Regions from separate parts of the Mus musculus genome. Here region 1 is linked to region 2. A link is a contact called in ENCODE Hi-C or POLR2A ChIA-PET data. All regions are on one chromosome and are shown on one strand. Each heading gives the region's core, a stretch centred on a gene start or an enhancer-like site at or near the end of the contact. The rest is flanking DNA. Distances are from core to core; before and after follow the strand shown.

The links. Hi-C counts contacts between places; a loop is a spot of excess contacts on that map. ChIA-PET counts read pairs that join two places held with the same protein, here RNA polymerase II (POLR2A).
Region 1: a map of heart shows a loop between it and region 2 (5-fold over the local background). The contact joins the promoter of Stk39 here to the enhancer-like site in region 2. A Hi-C loop is called at or near these places in 9 of 37 maps with a recorded cell type or tissue (Patski, T-helper 17 cell, adrenal gland and 2 more). POLR2A ChIA-PET finds 5 or more read pairs at or near these places in 1 of 5 experiments (Patski).

The regions. Positions count from the first base shown.
Region 1 is chr2:68,470,653-68,473,435 of GRCm38, reverse strand. Stk39 (serine/threonine kinase 39) reads left to right here and starts at 1,455. Exons shown (of 18, transcript NM_016866.2): 1 at 1,455-1,802. The coding sequence starts at 1,559. Gm13596 (a long non-coding RNA gene) reads right to left here and starts at 472. Exons shown (of 4, transcript XR_866392.3): 1 at 1-472.
Region 2 is chr2:68,379,925-68,383,000 of GRCm38, reverse strand. The region is part of intron 5 of Stk39 (serine/threonine kinase 39); the gene reads left to right. Among named protein-coding and RNA genes, the nearest start is that of Stk39, 91 kb to the left of the region's middle. Within about 2 kb of position 1,631, at least 2 of the 3 ENCODE cell types and tissues checked have a DNase peak (open chromatin) inside an H3K27ac peak, as active enhancers do; they include gastrocnemius and heart, where a contact is called at or near this core.

The sequences.
Region 1 (2,783 bases), core at 206-2,705, 91 kb before region 2:
TTTTAAAAAATAGTATATCTGCACAAAAGGAAATACAAGTTCTTAGCAGCATAAATATTAGCTCTTTGAGCAAGTCATGCTAGTTGCTAGTTTATCCATCTGTCCCATAGTGCCCTAAGAGGTTAAGTAAACAGTTAACGTCATTGCTTTTGCCAGACAACTGGTTTTTCTCCTAGCAAATGTCTAAGTTTCTTTTGAATTATTTTTTAAAGAGTTTAAGGAGATTTTTATTTTTATCCCTTTAAGAGTTTCATGGCTCTCCTGTGCTTTGTTCTTTCTCAAGCCTGGCTGTCTCGTGAGAACCAGCCAGCCTAATGTCAGCCACATAACGAATACGCCTATTGAGTCAGAGTACCATTCCAGCCTGAGACAAGAATCTTTTAATAGTGGTCACCTCTGTGAGGGATGAGAGTTGAACATTCAAATGTGACACCTGCAATTAGAAAAATCTCTGGTTTTGCCACAGCTATTTTAAAGATGAGGTAATTTGGGGAGTGTTGAAAAAGCAGCATTTATTCAAAACTTTCCATTGCAGTTAATTTATGCCCCAGTAGGTTCATAGTGTTCTGTCAAGAAACTTGCTGTCTGACCTTAGGGTCTTAAAGGGTTAATGTGACTGTTTATGTATTCATTTGTACTTGGTATCGAACCAAGGACCTTAAGTGTATTAAGCTGGCACTTTACCTCCGAGCATGGTTTTAAGCACATAAAAAGTGCTGGGGATAGAACCATAGCATGCTAGGCCTGCGCTCTGATTTTGTTACACTCCTTTCTCCTCTCTACTTCTTGTAACTTCACTGCCCCTGACATCACCTTCCTAGGGTCCAAGTGTCTTTGAACAAAAGAGAAAGCCGGGGATTTAGGGAGTCGGGTTTCATTTCAGAGCAGCACTGGCGATTTCATTAGGCAAGGTGCGAAAGGGCTCCTGCCAGGTAAAGCGCCGGAAAGTTACAAGTTGGGTTATTTTTTAACCGGCGTCCTACAAAACCGACGCCGTGTAGGTAGGTGTCTCCCTCGCTAACTTGTAAAAGAACTCCAGGTTCTTTCGCTCGCTCGGGGAGAGTTAGCAGGCTGAGAATCTGGCAGCCGTTCAACGACCCCGCCCTCGGAGTCCCAGGGGGGCTTCTTCGGGAGAGTGCGATTGTCTAGGGCGGAGGCGCGGCAGGGCAGGAAGGGAGCGGGGCAAGCCCCGAAATCACCCCCCGAAGCCGCCCGGCTCCCAGCGCGTGGAAACTTCCCTGGCGGCGAGCAGGGCGGGAGGGGGCGGCGGTTCCCCTCGGCGCTGAGAGCACCGTGCGCGCGAGGATCGGGGCGCGCGGCGGGCGCGGCGGCCGCCGCCTCCTCCCGTCCCCGCCTCCGCGGCGCAGCCTCCTCCCTCCGCCCCGCTCGGCCTCCGGCTGGCTCCCTCCCCTCGTGGCAGGCTCCGGCGGCGGCGGCGGCTGCGGCGGACGGGGAGGGCGTGCGCCGGCCGAGAGGTGTGGGCGACGAGGCTAGGGAAGTTTCAAGTGGAAGGTCGTCCGCCGGCCGGCGCGTCCCCTCACTCTCCTCCCGCAGCATCATGGCGGAGCCGAGCGGCTCGCCTGTGCACGTCCAGCTTTCCCAGCAGGCGGCCCCGGTGACAGCGGCGGCGGCGACGGCCCCGGCGGCCGCGACATCAGCACCAGCCCCGGCCCCGGCCCCGGCTCCGGCGGCGTCCGCAGCCCCGGCCCCGGCTCCAGCTGCTGCTCCAGCCCCGGCCCCGGCAGCTCAGGCGGTCGGCTGGCCCATCTGCAGGGACGCGTACGAGCTCCAGGAGGTTATCGGTCAGTGCGGAGGGTGCTGCGGGGCCGGTCCAGGCCGGGCGCCGAGACTGGGCGGGAGTGGGTGCGGGATGCGGTTCTCCTGCCTGCCTGCACGCCCAGAGGCAGAGCGGCCGGCTTCGGGGCCTACCGGCTTCAACAGTTATTTTATTGTCTTTTTTAATTTTTAATTTGTCCCTTCCTTCCCTGAGCGCGGCTGCTGCAGGAGGTGGCGCGGCGGATGTGACTCGCACTGCAGACGAGCTGCAGGCTGCAAACTTTTATCTCCCGGATCGCCGGGGCGGCGGAGCTGGAACCCAGTAACGCCGCATCCTCCTCCCCCCTCGAGCCCTGGGGCCGCAGCTCGTGGCCGCTGACCACGCGGATGGGCTGCCTGGGCGGGGTGGGGATGCGGGGGCGCCGCCCTGGGCTTCCGCGCCCCCGCGCCGTGCTGGGTGAAACGCGTCCTGGGAGACCCTGCGGGCGCAGCCGCGCCTCTGCCTCCTGCCATGACCTCTCGGTGGGTAGCCCAGCCACGTAGTAGTGGCAGAGGCCCAGGCGCCTGCCCAGACCAGGGAGGATGCTGGCCTTCTTCTGACAGCCGCCGCATGCTCGCCCTGCAACCCGGCTCTGCGCGCGGTGCGCCCGGTACCTGCCTCCCTCCTTGCGGGCGCGCCGCCTGCTGCCAGCCCCGGGGCCGGTGAGCGGCCGCGCTGGCCTTCTGCCCTGCTCCGGGAGGATCTGCTGGGGTGAAACTCGAGGCTGTCCACGATCCGCGCCCAGCCTTTCGGTGTCTCCTAGGCAGCTCACTAATACCATCTTATCTTACATTTTTAAATACCTGGCAAAGTCGAAAGGCAAGAAGCCCGCGTTACTTTTCTTTGAGCCAAACACGTGTAGGGCCAGGATATTTGTGGTGTCCTCTAGCTTAGAACCTTACCTAAAGGTTCATTCACTTAGAAGTTTTGTGCCTCACCGATGCTGCCAGGCAAAGTGGGCCCCATC
Region 2 (3,076 bases), core at 382-2,881:
GGCTGGTGCTTGCAGCAAGGTAATATGGAAACTCTATCTGTCCCGGAAGCAGCCTTTGGTGAGTATGGGCATTCTCTGAAAGGAAGTGAGTCTCAGTGAGTAGTTGCTGGCAGTGTATGCTTTGTATTGATTGACGCCATGGCCCAGAGTGTGGGCTCTGACACTCACTGGGAAGCCTACTTGGAAGATGTGGTTGCTCGTTCTGGGCCTGTAACCATGTAGTCTGTACGTATCTGTGATAATGAAACACCAGAGCACGGTTAAACATCCCATTTTGCAGTCAGCTAACTGTTGCCAGCTTGCAGGAGGGGGCGGGGCTTTACCTTTTTGCAGTGTTGCAAGATGACAAGGAAGTGGTTAAAGGGCAGGGCTCCGTGCTCTGCCCGACCTCCTACCCCCATTCCTTTGCTGTTCCCCTTTGTTTGCCCCTATCATTTCCCATTCTGAAAGAGGGAAGAGTCCACTGTGTACTGCCCCGGTCACTTCCTGGCCTGCAATTTAAAACAGATTGCTACAGCAAATAAAGACACCCCCCCACACACACACACACCCATGACTGTGCAGAGGAGCGGGGACCTACCTGTGGCTGTGTCTCCTCTACACATGCTCCTGGTCTTCAGGACCCTCTCTGCTTTGCTAACACCATCTACCCTACACCTCTAGTTCTGGCAGCCACTCCTTGAGAAACCCTTTTCACCTTCTCCTTCACTTACCCTGCCTCACTTGGCTGAGCCCCTAAGAACTTTGAACATGGTCTCTGCACACCCTCACTTGATCTAGCCTGTGGTACCCTGTGGAGACTGGGTTCCTCCTTTTCTTTCTTCCTTCCAAACCAGGTAGCTCCCACAGGTAGAAACTCTGTTGTTTACGGCTACTTTACCAGAGAGTGCCTGACAGGAGGCAGGGGTTTAGGAAGGTTTGGTGACTGTGATCTGACAGGGACACATGATGGAGGCCCCGCCTCCTTGCAAGTCAAGGAGCCTGTGGGTGGTATAAGGCACAGTTGATATATTAACTGAATAAGCTTGTATAGCAACGGGCCAGAGATAGGCTTGCTCATTTGTTGCCCACCTGTTCTTGGACCCAGAATCTCGTTTCCACCTCCTAAATGCAGGGATTGTAGCAGGTAGGCCAGTGCACCTCACCAAAGATAGTTTCTTAATGAAAAAAACAAAAAATCTTTTGCTGTTGCTTTGCCCTGGGTAACTATGGGTTAAATAGTGAATGAAATCAGAGGGCGTGAAGCAGAGAAAACATGGACATTGGGTGTGCCTAGAAAATAGAGTCCACAGATGGGTTAGAAGCTGTGGTGGCTATGAGTGGCTTTGTAGTCAACCCAAATACTTGCTTTGAGATTCAGGGATAGTTCATTATCATGTAAATTATGGTATGAATAATTATAAGAAAAATCTCAGAGACTAGTTTTTTTAAAATTACTTTTATTAGTAAGGAGGGTAAGTTGATGTGACTTCTTGGCTTGGGGGATTTTGATAGATGATGATATTTGGTGAAACCTCTCGCCTGAGCCCAGGGTGCGATCAGCTCTGGAAATGTGGTTTTTCTTCCGTTCTAGCTGTACGCCATCAGCAAGAGGCACCTGGGACAGACCGTGAGCTGCTTCCCCCCTTGGCAGCTGCTAGGATTAGCTTGGGCAATAACTCAAGAAAGCTTACAGGGTGAATCCAGCAAGGAAGAAGCACTCTGCCCTGCTTCCTGCTGGAGTCCTTCCTCAGCTGTGCGCACTCAACTGCATGGGGTGGGGGTGGAGTGGGATGGGAGTGGGGTGGGGTGGGGGTGGGGCCAAACATCAGGGAAGTAGATGGGATGCAGTCTCTTCCCCTCTCTCCCTTTCTGCCTTCCTTCTTTTCTCTGTTCTTTCCTTCCTTCTTTTCAGGGCTTTAATTATCACCAGTAACTTTCATATATTATAAAAACCGTAGAGATCTGAGCAAAACTAGAGTCTTAGACCAAAAGAATAAGTTTGAGTCTATCAGTACATGATTTTTTTCATTTATCTTCCTCATTTTTTTATTTGTTAAGGTCTGTTCTGCCCTTGGCAGAAGGTGAACGTTAGATGCTCAGGGCTCAGTGTATCTTAAAGGACTAGTTGACATATATCAATCAAACGTTTGCACACGGTCCTCTAAGTTGACAGAGTCACAAACAGTGGGAATATTCTTGCCATCAAGGACAGAGTGAAAGTGAAACAGGCACTACATGTTTAACTGTAAGATAGTACATGTACCTATGTTTACACGTGTGGGGTGTGCATTTGTTCTTGTTACCGGCAGGAGGGTATTCATGGATGTGCACGTGAGTGGGGGGTCATAGCTCAGCTTCCAGTGTCTTCCCCATACGTCCTCTTCCTTATTAGTCTTCTCAGTGTGGTGTGTGCATGTGTGTGCACATGGGCTTGTATGGTTGTGCTTGCCCTCACCTGCCCCTTTGGAGGCAAACGAGGTTAGTGTTTGGTGTCTCCATCCATCCCTTCCCACCTTACCTTTTTGAGACATGGTCTGCACTGAATCTCGACTTTGGCTAGGCTAGCTGCCTCGGGGTGCCAAGTGAGAACCTGATAAATTGCAAGGAGAGCTTAAAAATACTGAGTAACCAAGTCTCATGAATACTATTAATAATTAGTTGTTTTACGTGTGCGAGTTTTCCTTATTGCAGATTTGAAATCCTGCAGATTCTTTGAATATTTTGTTATCCTCCATTAATCCTTCTTAGAACTTTGCAAAAAAAAAAAAATGATGTCAGTTGTTTCCTTGAGTGCTTGTGGCAACTGGGGCTATTCTCACCACCTCGCAGAGGGTCTGACTCTTTCAAGTGTACAGATGGGTGGTTGTGGTTTCATAGAAGCTTCTGGTAATGGAGCCGGTTCAGCAGAGATTCCCCTGAAAAAGGCCACCTGCGGGTGTGTAAATGTTGCATTGGAAACTTATAAGCATTAATATTTGATCTAAAATGCATGTGCCTGTCTTTTTGGATATGGCCGGCTGCAGACCCCCGTGACTTCAGAAGGGTGACTCTGGCTTTGGAAATGATCCCTGTGTAGTGTGTTTCTCTCAGAGCA